Linked DNA regions of Homo sapiens: region 1 is linked to region 2. A link is a contact called in ENCODE Hi-C data. All regions are on one chromosome and are shown on one strand. Each heading gives the region's core, a stretch centred on a gene start or an enhancer-like site at or near the end of the contact. The rest is flanking DNA. Distances are from core to core; before and after follow the strand shown. Region 1 overlaps CFAP299 (cilia and flagella associated protein 299). Region 2 overlaps LOC105377296 (a long non-coding RNA gene).

What was found. A loop is a pair of places that touch in the nucleus more often than their neighbours do. Pooled maps may share reads with other maps.
Region 1: a pooled map shows a loop between it and region 2 (12-fold over the local background). The contact joins two enhancer-like sites. A Hi-C loop is called at or near these places in 2 of 37 single-sample maps with no recorded cell type and 2 of 50 pooled maps.

The regions. Positions count from the first base shown.
Region 1 is chr4:80,873,181-80,879,439 of GRCh38, reverse strand. All of the region lies in intron 4 of CFAP299 (cilia and flagella associated protein 299), which reads right to left. Among named protein-coding and RNA genes, the nearest start is that of BMP3, 150 kb to the left of the region's middle. Within about 2 kb of position 2,684, at least 3 of the 41 ENCODE cell types and tissues checked have a DNase peak (open chromatin) inside an H3K27ac peak, as active enhancers do.
Region 2 is chr4:77,582,846-77,590,005 of GRCh38, reverse strand. LOC105377296 (a long non-coding RNA gene) reads left to right here. Exons shown (of 7, transcript XR_938912.3): 3 at 827-939; 4 at 1,485-2,305; 5 at 3,281-3,414; 6 at 6,373-6,504. It also overlaps a transcript of CXCL13 not described here. Among named protein-coding and RNA genes, the nearest start is that of CXCL13, 19 kb to the left of the region's middle. Within about 2 kb of position 2,930, at least 3 of the 41 ENCODE cell types and tissues checked have a DNase peak (open chromatin) inside an H3K27ac peak, as active enhancers do.

The sequences.
Region 1 (6,259 bases), core at 1,435-3,934, 3.3 Mb before region 2:
TGGAATGTTAAAAAAAAATTGGACTAGGGATTAGGAGACCTAAGATCTAGTCCCATTTTTGTTACATCTACCCTGTTGTCCATAAGCAAGCTAATTATTTCTCTCTTCATTTGTGGGGTTTGTACTTAAGCATCTCTAGATTTTAGATTTCCAATTATCACTAGACTTATAGGGCTACTGAAGTTGCTAATGTTGGACCACTGCACAAATTCTTCCTGAAATATACTGAGTTACATGTACTCCAAGAATAGGAACTGATATTTCCTGATGCCCCAGAGGGTGAAATGTGTCCCCTGAAGCATCATTTACCTTAGTGATTTTATTGTGTGGTGCCCATGGAAATGTTATCTAAAGAATAATGATCATGGTGCATCCTTATTTCTTTTATTAACCCAAATGATACAGTCATCATAAGAGATGAGATAGGGAAGCTATAGGACAGTAGAAATATTTATTTAATGTCCTCAAGTTTATTTTTGCCACATAAAATAAAATTAAGTTTTCCATGGAAATAATGGGTTTGAAAATTTGTGACATGACCTGACAAACTATCTCTGATAAGACAATATCTCAAGGAAAATGATTCTGAGTTCTAAACAATAAACAATTTAATTTTGGTGCATAGCTTATTTCTACATTGAAAGTTGTGTACAATTCCTGCAAGCTCCACTTACAGCTTTAACTCTACTTAAATTCTGTTTTCACAAGTACTATCCTTTCTTCTAATTTAGAAAATTAAATGAAAATAACTGTGGAAAGCAAAGTTAATTTGCTACTAATATACTTTCTTGTAAAATGTAAATTTTAAAGAAAAAAACAGAAAAACAAGTAGGCTTACATAAATACACAAAAGTTATTTCATACTAGTTTAGGTATTAAATTTTGTTAAAAAAGGAAAATATATCTTTTTAGAGGAATGATATAGCAAGTCTTCTTTAACCAACAGGTCAAACTGAGCATCACTGATAATGAGACAACTTGACATTAGGTGCTTCCTGATATGATGCAATATGTAATGGAGAAGTTCTTGTCTAAAAGAAATATTTATACTGAACAAAATGAAGCCTTTAGAGTTATCTCCCAGTATAAAGAAAATACACAGATAAGAGAAATGAGTCAGATATTACCACAAGGAAACAATCAGACAAGTTCAGAATGTGGAACAATCTAAAAGACAAGGGTCCTGTGTTTTTAAAACGTCAATGTCATCACAAAGAAAAGAATATTTGGCTGGGAAGTATGGAGAGAGGTGCTCTTTTAAAGAAAAGGACAGTAAAGAGACACAAGCAATGTAATTTTTATACATTGAATGATGATTCACACAAGTAGCTATAATACATTTTGGACATACTTAAGAAAATTTAAATATGAGCTAAACATTAGATGACAGTAGAAAATAATTATGAATTTTTATCTAAAATAATGGTGATGTTATGTAGGAGGATGTCCTTATACTCATGAGACGCAAGATGAAATATTTTAAGGTGAAATCTGTAAGCTACTTTCAAATAGTACAAACATAGACACAAATAAACACACACCAAAATACCAAAAGAGAATTGAAGCAAGTTTGGAAAAATGTTAACAATTGTTTTGTCTAGGTTGTGAGTATATTAGCCTTCATTGTACTATTCTTTGAACTTTTCCAAAACTTAAAAAAAATTAATAATAAAAAGTTGAAAAAGTTGCACAAAAATTTGAATGTATTTAATGTCACTCAACTGTACACTTTAAACGGTTAAACTGAAATTTTATGTTGTGTATTTTTGACCAAAAATTTTAAAAAGTTGGAAAAAATCTTATGTAGAGTAATCCTGTCTTAACCACAGTCAGTGTCAATAAACTAGAGGTTTTGTGAGATCTCTAATTATTCACTTAAGGTTTATCCAGAGACACAATCTTCAAGGAAACACATTCTAGACAACTAAAGAAACTACCAAGTGATTGCTCTGGGATTCTGACTTTTTCTTTTAAAGCAATGGACCAAACTGTGCATGAATAATTTCTGTCATTAGATGACACAGACAGATACTCTAGTAAGGATTCAGTAGGAATTGTTAGTCCTAGTTTATGGGTTATATGCACAGTATATGGCTTTTGGGATCTCTGCTCTATTTCTGAATTTTCCATGAGAGACAGTACTTAATATTTAGCTTGGAATAAAGAGAAGCTAAAATGAGTTAAGTATTGGAAAATTAAATTTATCTGTAAAAGAATTCCAAGTAGATATTACAAAATTTTTTTGAACCACAGTTCAGAGGATATGAGTAGATTCTAAAAGTATCCTGGGACATAACTGAGGTTCAACAAGTCAGGGCCAATGTTTCCCTAAAGACTTTTAGGCTGAAACCACAATTACAGGTCACTTTTAATTCTGTTCAGAGCTCTTCCACACACAAAGCTGTGGGGACACTATAATTCTTACTCACAGTGACTGAAAATGAAAGCCTGGTTAAGTACAAAGGGGTGTTTTCTGCCAAGCTCAATGAAAGAAGGAAGTGGCAAGGGTGGGTACAGGATGGCCAAAATTTCCTAGTCTTAACTGTGGACAGCAGGATTGCTTAAAGTTCTGAAAAATATTCCTAAATTAGGTCTTGTCACAGGAGACACACTTCTGACAAAAAAAAATATGACCTGGGAAGGATTGGGATATGGATTTGAGGTCAAAAGTGACATCTTTACATGTCAAAGTCTTAAATGGAATAATGTACTGAATTAAAAAAAATAATGGCAGTGATCTCTGTTTGGTCCTGGATTTCTGGTTGTACATATGTATGTGTCTGTATATAACTTTGGTTAAGCCAGCTAACACTTTAATGATACAGGTTTTTTAAGTGTTAAAATGTGAAAAAGGTCTTGTATTAGTCCATTATTATATTGCTATAAGGAAACACCCAAGACTGGGAAGTTTATAAAGAAAAGAGGTCTAATTAACTTACAGTTCCACATGGCTGGGGAGGCCTCAGGAAACTTACAATCATGGCAGAAGGCACCTCTTCCCAGGAAAGCAGGAGAGAGAATGAGTGCCAGCAGGGGAAATGCCAGTTGCTTATAAAACCATCAGATCTTGTGAGAACTCACTCACTATCCTGAGAACAGTATGGAGAAAACTGCCCCCATGATTCAATTACCTTCCATCAGGTCCCTCCCGTGACATGTGAGGATTATATGGATTACAATTCAAGATGAGATTTGGGTGGTGACACAGCCAAACCATATCAGGTCCCTAACCTATAAGGTTGTTGTAAAGAGAAAATGAAATATTATATATAATATAATATTTATAAATGTAATATATAATATTTATATATAATATGTAATATATAAATTATTTAGTACAGTGCTTTAGTTATTAATTAGTACTATGCACAGTAAGTGCTCAGTTAACATCATCATTGTTTTTAAATCATCATCATAATCATCTCAGACTGACGCAGTTCAACCTTGTAACCACGGTATGGAACAACCTGAGGGAGACCAAGGGCTGAAATAAACTCACACGTAGTGGGTGAGCAAAGAATATCATGACTAGGCTAACAGAAAATATGACCTCTAGAATCTAAGATAGCAGTTTAAACCAGAAGTCACAAACTCAAATGCCTAAAAGAAGCTAGCAGGTACTATGCATGAGTAACTCAAGGGTGATGGTGGTATCACTATATGTGGTTAGTGAAGTCTGTGTTAATCTAGTAAAAATATGCCCCATCTGAGGAAGCAGCTGCAGTTTAATTCTGGATGACAGTTGAGATGAGAGATCTTTTTTTTTTTTTTTTTTGAGACAGAGTTTCACTCTTTTTGCCCAGGCTGGAGTGCAATGGCGCGATCTTGGCTCACCGCAACCTCCGCCTCCCAGGTTCAAGCGATTCTCCTGCCTCAGCCTCCCAAGTAGCTGGGATTACAGGCACCTGCCACCATGGCCAGCTAATTTTTTTTTGTATTTTTAGTAGAGACGGGGTTTCACCATGTTGGCCAGGGTGGTCTCGAACTCTTGACCTTGTGATCCACCCGCCTCGGCCTCCCAAAGTGCTGGGATTACAGGCGTGAGCCACCGCGCCCGGCAAGATGAGAGATCTTATAAGTTTAAAGAAAATTTCAAGTCCAAGATATTTTGTGGGAAATTTTTTGTTTCTGAAACATTGACACAATTTTACATACAATTGTGCAGGCCAAATAAACAATTCTGCAGGCAGATCTGGTCCAATGACTAATTGCTGATCTCTGGTTTCTGGCTTTTTACATCATACCTATCTAAGATTAGTACTGGTTCTAAAGATTGGGGTGAGATTGAGCCTCTGGGTTGGGGACAAGTAGACCAGAAGAGTGTTGCTTAATGGAGATATAATACGATATGAGCCAGCAATGTGAACCACAGATGTATTTTTGAATTTTCTAGTAGTCGCATTAAAAACAAATAAAAAGAAATAGGTAAAATTATTTTAATAATGTATTTTATAACTCAAAATATCTATCACATTATTATTTTAACATGAAATAATAATTACTAATAAGACATTTTATATTTTTATGAGAAGTCTTCAGAATCAAGTGTGCATTTTACACTCACAGTACATCTTAATTCAAGGTTAACCATACATCAAGTACTCGGTGGCCATATGCGGGTAGTAGCTACCCTACTAGAGAGCACCAGTCTAGGGCATGCTTCTCAAAATTTAATATTGCTATGGTTTGAATGTGTCCCCTCCAAAATTTATGTTAAAACTGGTGTATTAAGTGGTAGGGCTTTTGGAAAGTGATTAAGTCATGATACTTCTGCCTCAGAAATGGATTAGTGCCTTATAAAGAAATTGGAGGGAACTAGTTTAAGCCCTTTTCTGGCACCATCTTGGAAGCAGAAAGGAGGCCTCACCAAATGGCAATTCTGCCAGCACCTTGGTCTTGGATTTTCCAGCCTCCAAAACCATGATAAATAAATTTCTATTGTTTATAAATTACACAGTCTGTGGTATTTTGTTATAGCAGCACAAACTAAGACAAATAAGCATATGGAAATATTGAGGATCATGTTAATATACTAATTCTAACTCAGTGGTTGGAAGAGAACCTGAGATGCTTCACTGTGGGTTCATGGACTATACTTTGCGTATCAAGGAGCTAGGTAGTTGCGGCAAGTCTCCTTTAGTTAGTAGGTTTTCGCTCAAAGTATTTCCCCCTCTTTCAAATTCAGTGAATATCTGCTGAACAGACTAAACTAATATTCTAATGAACAATCACCATATTCGAATTTGGAAAAGCATTAATAACTTTAAAAATAGGCAATATTTTAATACTATTTGTAGAAACCCTGGGTTCATTTACTGCTTTATTTTTTCCTTTTTAAACTTGAGAATCAGCCAATATGTTACCAGAATGCTTTCAGAAGAATGCACTTAAGCACAGGATAAGTGCATATAATTCTAACTTCAGGGGCTTGGAACGTTAAACATTTTAATAAAACAGACAATGGGACTTCAAGGGAAATTTGACAATAATACCTTTCAAAGCTTTAGTATTTAAGGTCATTTTCTGGTCAAGGGTATGAATATTTCATGGAAGCTCTAAAAAGAAACACAAAGAAAAGTTTTTCATTTCCTCTTGATTATCCTATCTGAGGGATGGGTAGAGCTCTATAGGCAAGCCTTAGATCTTTGTTCAACACATGCATAAACATGGAAATGTATGCAAATATATGCGGAGCTTATAAGTGATTCTACATGGTACAGTTGTCCTTGGGATATAAAAGCTTAAACCAGGAATAGTGTTCTAGAGGTGAACAGTGAATTAGAATGCTGAAGAACTTGTCCTGTCTCATCAGTGTTTCACTTATGAACTTTAGTAAGTGGTTTACTCTTTATCTTTTCCTCTCTCTGATGGTAAGAATAATGCTTGTCATGCCCATATCAACAGGGAAGTGTGAAGGAACTTGAAATTGTAACCTGCTATCCACTTATAATTACTCACAAGTGTGTCAAAAAGAAAGTACTGAATCTTAAAGACATAGTTAAGATGGAAGCTGAATTGAAAAGATTGCCAGTTTGGTCAGGGCCCTTTCTACTGCTACATTTCATAATAGTAGCAGCTGTCTATTGACATTTATATTTTCCACAGTAAAAATGCAAGACCAGATTCTAATCATAGCCACAAAATGTTTGTCTCTGCATAGAATAAAAGACCATGCTAAAAGGTAAGGATATAGAGACTTTATGAAATATTTAATTTTAAATTTTGGCTTTAGTTCTGAATCAAACTAAGTATGGAACTT
Region 2 (7,160 bases), core at 1,681-4,180:
GCCACGTACTTGCGGCATATGGGAGATGCGAATATGGGGAATGTATATGTAGGTGTTTGGGATAATTAAAAAAGGAGAGAAAAGTGGAATTACTATTCTGATGGTAACACAGGCAGTGTTTCAGTGTGTTGTCTGTTGAATGGAATGAACCTCTTCCTAATTTCCTCTGTCTAATTGATGCGAAAGAAGCACTAGACAGCTTGGGCCAGTTGAAAACATGAGTATCTGTCAATGTCCATGTCTCCAGAAAAGCATATAATATCTCTCAAACACTTAACAAATGCCAACTCTGTGTCAAGCACTTGGTGTTCAGCCCTGAGGTCAGAAAGTAGAACTTTGGTAGATAGTAGTCCCCCCACCTTATTCGTGGGGTGTATGTTCCAAGACTCCTAATGGATGTCTAAAACTGGGGATAATACAGAACCCTATATGTACTAGGTTTTTTTTTTCTGATACATACATACCTGCCTACAATAAAGTTTAATGTATAAATTAGGCACGGTAAGAGATTAATAGTAACAAAACAGAACAATTATAACAATATGCCAGCATCACTACTCTTGAGCTTTATGGCCATTTTTAAGTAAAGTAAGGGTGACTTGAACACAAGCACTGTGATACCGAGACAGTAGCTCTAATAACCAAGAAGGCTACTAAGTGACAAAGGGCTGGATACATAGATGGTGTGGATGTGCTGGACAAAGGGATGATTAGTGTCCCAGATGGGATGAAGCAGGATGGCATGAGATTTTACCACACAACTTAGAACAGTGCACAATTTAAAACTTATGAATTATTTCTGTAATTTTCCTTTTAATAATTTCAGACTGTGATTGGCTGTGGATAACAAACTGCGGAATGCGAAACTGTTGATAAGGGTGGACTACTGTAACTCTGGACAATTTCCTCAACTCTGCCCAATATCAAAGGAAGGCTCTTGTAAGCATTTCTATAAATTGCAAAAGGTATATGTTCTATAAGCCTTTCCAACCACATCGGCCTAAAATAGAAATCTAGACAGAGTGAAAATAGAAGTGGCTAAGAGGAAACTGCTTCAACCATGGGGGTAATTTTCATTTCTGGTAGTCATAAAAGGAAATTTTCTATCCTAGTCTTCCTGAGTTTGATTCACCTCCATTACTACATGTAGTGGTTTTAATAGTAGTGAGCAGTGATTGCTATGGGAGAGTTCAGCTTTGTTCTCGTTTATCTATGCTTGAGAAGGGAGGGTTGGAAGTGGTCAGAGCCCAAGAAATTAATCCAGGAAAAGAACCAGAGAAAGAGGATCTGTGAGATGGATCAAGAGAATGAAGATAGAGCCAGATTCATGTCTCAGGCTAGAGAGAACTGAGTATCCAAAAGACAGAATATTAGCTAGGTAGGTAGTTGTGGAGAGAAGCTCCACTGTTGACAAATACACATGCCAAGGACAAATAAGAAAAAATTACATATTTAAAAATAATTCTTCTGCTGTGCTCTCTTAGCAGGCTCCAAGCATTGTCAGTGATGTGCTACAAAGAGGAACAACTAAGCTGACACAGATATGAAGGCAGCAATGACACTGAACTGCCAGAATAGTGATCCTCAAAGGTGGACAGGTGTCACACCTGAATCCCTGGGGGTCAGGACCAATCAACTTCCCCGCCTACCCCAACCGTGGCCACTCTTTCTAGTCATAGTTTATCTTATGCCTCAGGGGCAGTAATGGGGTTAAGAAATGGTAGAAAGTATGTACCCAAATTCTCAATCACATTTGATTGTTCACTAGAACTTTTTCTAAGAAGACTAAATGGTGAGAACGGGGGGATGGCCCTCCAGGAAAATTCAGGTAGGTGTCATAATATTTAATGAAAGAGGCATTTCCTTTTTTAATCCTTTGTAGGGTCAGAAAAGAAAAAAATTCAAGATATGCAAAGGAAGCCAGATCAAAATCCCCTTGGCCATGGATACTGGTGCCCTACATCAGCACCCTTCAAGAGTGTGGATGAGGCTGAGTAGGTGGGAACCTGCATCCCTTGAAAGAAGCAGGCAAGGACAGGGTAGTGACAAGTGCTGGTCACTTGTGAGGGCTGCCTCCCCATCCAGTTCCCTCTGCAGCCAGGAGCAGGAGTTGTTTCTGGCTCAAGCCAGCCCCCATGGCCGCCATTCCCTTATATGACCCTGCTTCGCAGGGTAACGTACCAGACAGTTTCACGCTCGTTATCCTTGCAACGGATTACTCGGTGAGGAGCATCAGAGAACTGAAAAGACAGACTGACTTCGACTTGAATCCTGGCTCTTCCTCTTACTAGTTTCATGGCCTTGGGTATGTTACTTGTTTTCCTGGAGCTTTGTTTTAATAATCTTTGAAATGGTAGTCAATGGAGAATTAAATGAGATAAAACAGGTAAAATATTTGGTACTGTACCTGGCATACAGTGGAAGTTGAATCATGATGAATATCAGTTTTTGTGAAGGATCCAATTAAGCAATTCTGTCTCTCCCTCCTATGAGCCACCATTGTACCAAGTACCACCTCCAGTATTGTATCTACCCCTAAGGATCACCATTGTTTATTTTTGCACGTGTCTCCTTAGCTGGACTGTGAGCTTCCTGCAGAAAGAGAGCAAACCTTACAGCTTCGTATTCCTTAAACTGTAACCAGCACATAGTATATAACCAGTGAAAGTTCGTCATATCCCCCTGGCTCCTCTGCTGACTGAATGCACAAGTGAATGAACAAAGGGGATGGTGGTGGGGAGAAATGAAACTAGAGATCTTCAGTTAACCAAAGGGAATGTTCCAACAGAGCCCACTTTTCTTGTTTTGACTGGTTCGGCAAGTAAGACATCAGACTTACCGGATATTGTTCAGAGCACTGTTGACTAACTTGTTGACAAGGGATGTCTGGGCTGCATTATAGCCAGACAGGGAAGGCTGTTCAAGTTTCAATACTAGGTTCCTGAGTTAGGAGTGACTAAGCAGCAGCCGCCCCATACTGCCAAGCTACCGTGTGGTTTCACACCATCTGTCACTTGCTGAAGAGGACGGAGTCCCCCCTAGAACTTCCCTTATTTCACTACCACCTACTGCAGCTGGGTCTGCAGTTTGTAGGCAGGAGATGTGGGGGTCAAACTATACTTCATTTGTGCCCAATTTTCAATTGCTATCTAGACTCTTTTCCTCTCTGGACTTTAACCTTTGCTATAAAATTTCCCTAGAGCTTCAAAATTGTACCCCGAAGTGCCCCTGACTAACATCAAGCATATATGAAGATAATGTCTCAGTACTCTATTTACAGATGGAAAAATGAGTTATTCCACTGAAGCCAGGAAAATCCATGCTGGCACCCTAGCAGTCCATCAGAAAGTCGTTATTTCTCCACTGTCAGAGATCCTGTCCTGAATATGCAGCCTAGCACAGCATGTTATGGAGGTAATACCCATGTCCTTTGCCCAAGGCGCTTGCTCTTACTTGTCCTCGTGGGCACAGTGGAATTCTAAATCATCGATGCATACTGCCTGTTTTGTTAGGTCCCTTTAAGTTCATATTCAGCTGACCTGGCAAGAGATATGCAGTAAACTTTGCTCAAAAACGTTAGGACCGGAGATATAGCAAACTTCAGCAAAGATGGAAAGAACCATCCTGCCAACATACCGATTTTAAGAACAGCACTCTCTCACCAAATTCAATTATCTTGTTACTCAAAAATATTTTTTACATGTGATTTCATTGTGTCCCTTTGAGAACAGGGAGAACAAGTAGCTTATCTAGGATGGCATTGGTCCAGGCCTCTTATTCACAAAATATGTCAAATTTAGACTTTCACCTTAACTTCAAACGAGGTTATGCATATGGTCACTGAGATTCAGGATAAATGTGAAAAGGACTTTTTTCTCATGCAACTATACAATTACCCCATTATAAAACTGCACAGCCTGAATTAATTTTTACAAGTCATCACACAATTATGTTGCATTGTTTATAGTGTTTCACAAGTGTTAATTTATTAAATGTAAACACTCAAAATATACTATATTTTTGCAAGCCTGTTTTGACAGTTCCTCAATCAATGTACTGGGGCTCAACCTCTGGGAAGTGCTAGGTCTGAATTATCTTTGTGATGGTAAATTCCAAGTCCACAGGAGAACCAGCAAGTGTAGATTTCATCCCTCATGATGAGGCCTGCCGCGTGCCCTATGGAAGCAGAAAGATGATCACTCAGCTGCTTTGGGGCCTATTATAGCTTCTCAAATATTTTGAAGTACCCAAAGCATAGATAACCAGGTGTTTTACCACAAAAGTCTAGTTCTAAGAAAATATTCTTCAAGAGACTATGGTGACCTATCATTAGTCATTGATTAGGTTTAAAAAGCCATCACTTTAGTGTCCACTGGGTGACACAGCGTCTCTCTGAGACTGGTGTAGGAAAGGAAAGGAGTGGCAGCTCTGAAGCAAGCACAGAGCTAACGGCAGCTTTCACCCATCAGCAGGTCAAAGGCTTTGTTACCCAGACTGCTAGTTCTCGTTTTTGTGCATGTTATGAGAAAGACTCACACGATGTGGCTGAGGACGTTTAGGAATCAGTAGTGCAGCTTTCTGGACAGTAAATGGCAGCCAATGACATCAGCCGCAACCTGCTCTGCAGACCTTGAGATTTAATCATGATTTAAATAAACATCGTTTGCAATAATTTTTCATTAAATTAAAATTCCTGATTCACATTAACCAAGTCCCCCTGCTCCTGTGCATCCATACCTGAAGAGAGGTTTTAAATAACCAGAATGCTAAGATCAAGATTTTTATTGAATAAAGAAGCCTTTCTCCCAATTTTTAAAGCCAGGTTTCAGAAAACAGCTTTGATAAAGCCTGTTTCCAGTGGCCTGATGGGATTCCAGGATGCAGTCATGCTGTAAGATGGTGGCCAGACGTGTGTGATTTGGAGCTCTACTTCAGGAAAGCTTGCAAGTAGTCATGAGCTCATGGCAACATGATGTGCTCAGCCAGCCATGAGCACACTTCATTTGAAGTCTTTAAAGAAGAAAAAATCTTTAGAGCATATATTGGGCTCTAGACAAGTGTAAGTCATATTTGTCATGAAAGTGGCCTTAGGGTTGGGGTAATTGAATCTTATATTCTTGGATTGTGATGCCTAGTATTTCTCCTTCCTTTTGCCATTAGTGAAAAAAACCTAGAGGAGAAAAAGCAGATTGGCATTCCCAACTTTTCTCCCAGCACTCGCCTGAGGGGCAGAAGCCCTTGACTGGACTTTCCAGCTTTTTTCCAGGCAATTTCTTCCTGACCCCAGCTTTCCCAAACAGTCAAGGCACTGGATCTTCTGGGCTGATCATCATGCTCCTTCTCCCAACTCAGCTCACTCCTCAGCATTTCCTGTGCCCTAGAAACTCAAATTCAGCCATGGCTTCTATCCAGTGTCTCCAAACTGTTAAAAATGTCTCTTCTAAGGAGAACTCAGATTTTTAGAAGACTTTGAAACAATCTAATTTTACTTTCTGTCAAATGTTGAGATTATTTTCATTTCTGGTAGCAGCTGAGGAAAGAGTGTTACTTTTTGTATTTTTTGCATATTAGAACAACATCAATGAAATATTTTACCTGAATGATCTTCTTCCCTGTTCTCAACCCACATGAGTCCCATCAACTGTCTAATGAAGACAAGGCATGCTGATGGACTTAGGGCATGTTGGGGGAATGGTGAATAGACCAAGGCAATAAGAACAGAACTGTGATGTGAGAGGAGTTGGGAAGGTGCGTGCTCATCAGTGGTTGGGATACAAATCTTGAATAGCCATCTATTGTGGCCACCATAGTCTTTGAGGAATGATATTTAAAGACTATCTAGGCCATGGAATCATGTTATTGGTCTGTGCTTTGGCCCTACACTTGAATGCAATGTCCTAAATCAATGGCATGGAATGGACCTCCACCATAGACTCCTGTTGCCCCTTCATTTTTGAGAACAATCTCAGTGGCATCCTTAGCCCATTTCCACTGGGTCTTACCTTGCCTGTCTGCCACTTTCTTAGTTTTAAAGGGAAGTAAGTGGGATTTAGAGGGAAAGAGTGTCCCATGTAGTTCCCTGCATGGGCTCACTGAAATCCCAAACAGCAACAAACAACAAAACAAACAAAGAAAACAAAGCAAATAATAACAAACTCACCTAGCCCATGAAGAGTACCTTATAGATCGATGGTTATCCTTCATTGCTAACAGGTGCCACTTATAACGGCCTAGAAAGGACCTTGATGGAGATAAGCACCTAGAGCTTTCTCTGCCAGTCAGAGGACCCGGTCAATGCAAATAAGAATTTGTGTGCTGTTTCATTGGTGAAGTGACAACAAAGCCCCATAGCCATTTGTATTCTTATTGCAGCTGCCTCTGGGATCAAGGGAAAGGAGAACTCAGTACCCTGAGGTGCACAAAAGGCACTGCACAAGAAGGCCCACATTGACGTGCAGAAGGAAGTGAAGAGGAAGGAGTGATACATTCTGAAATGGTTGAAGAGTATGTTCAGGAAAATTGTTCTCCAACCCTTACTCTCCTTTCTTTCCTTCTCTATTGGAGGCAGTGGCTTACACAGTGGTCATGCTTGAGTCTGGCTTTCAAAACATGAGAGTGGCAGGAGTAAGGGAGCAAGAAGAGAACTGTGTTGGGAGATGAAGGATGGAAGGCATCACTCAGGGATTTTGCATCCCTACCAAGCTGCATACCTTGGCTATATTGATCCCTGTTTCATTCCCATGGAAAGAGGTTGGGCCTAAATTTATTCAAGTGGTCCAGATGGACAAAAAATAAGCCCTAAGAGCAATTTCTAGCCCAGGGATTAAAGTAGAAGCTTTCCCAATGGCCACCTTAATCTAACTGTGGTTCTTCCTTGGCTCTCTGACCTAAGGAAGAGCTGAGGAGGGCACATGTCACAGTTAGATTATTCAGTTTGTCTAGAAGGAAGCATTTCAAGGCTTTGTTGCTTACATTAAAAGCTTCAACCCCAGTAACAGCATGACTATTATAATGGCATCTTCAGCCATGACCTAGTTATGAGTACCTTCTTCTTGAATTTGGAGGGAATGGAGGAAAGCCTTGAAATTTTCTGAGTTTGGTTGGTGTTCCAAAAGTCCACATTCCTTCTGTTGATTTCATTGTCTACATATGTTGGAATC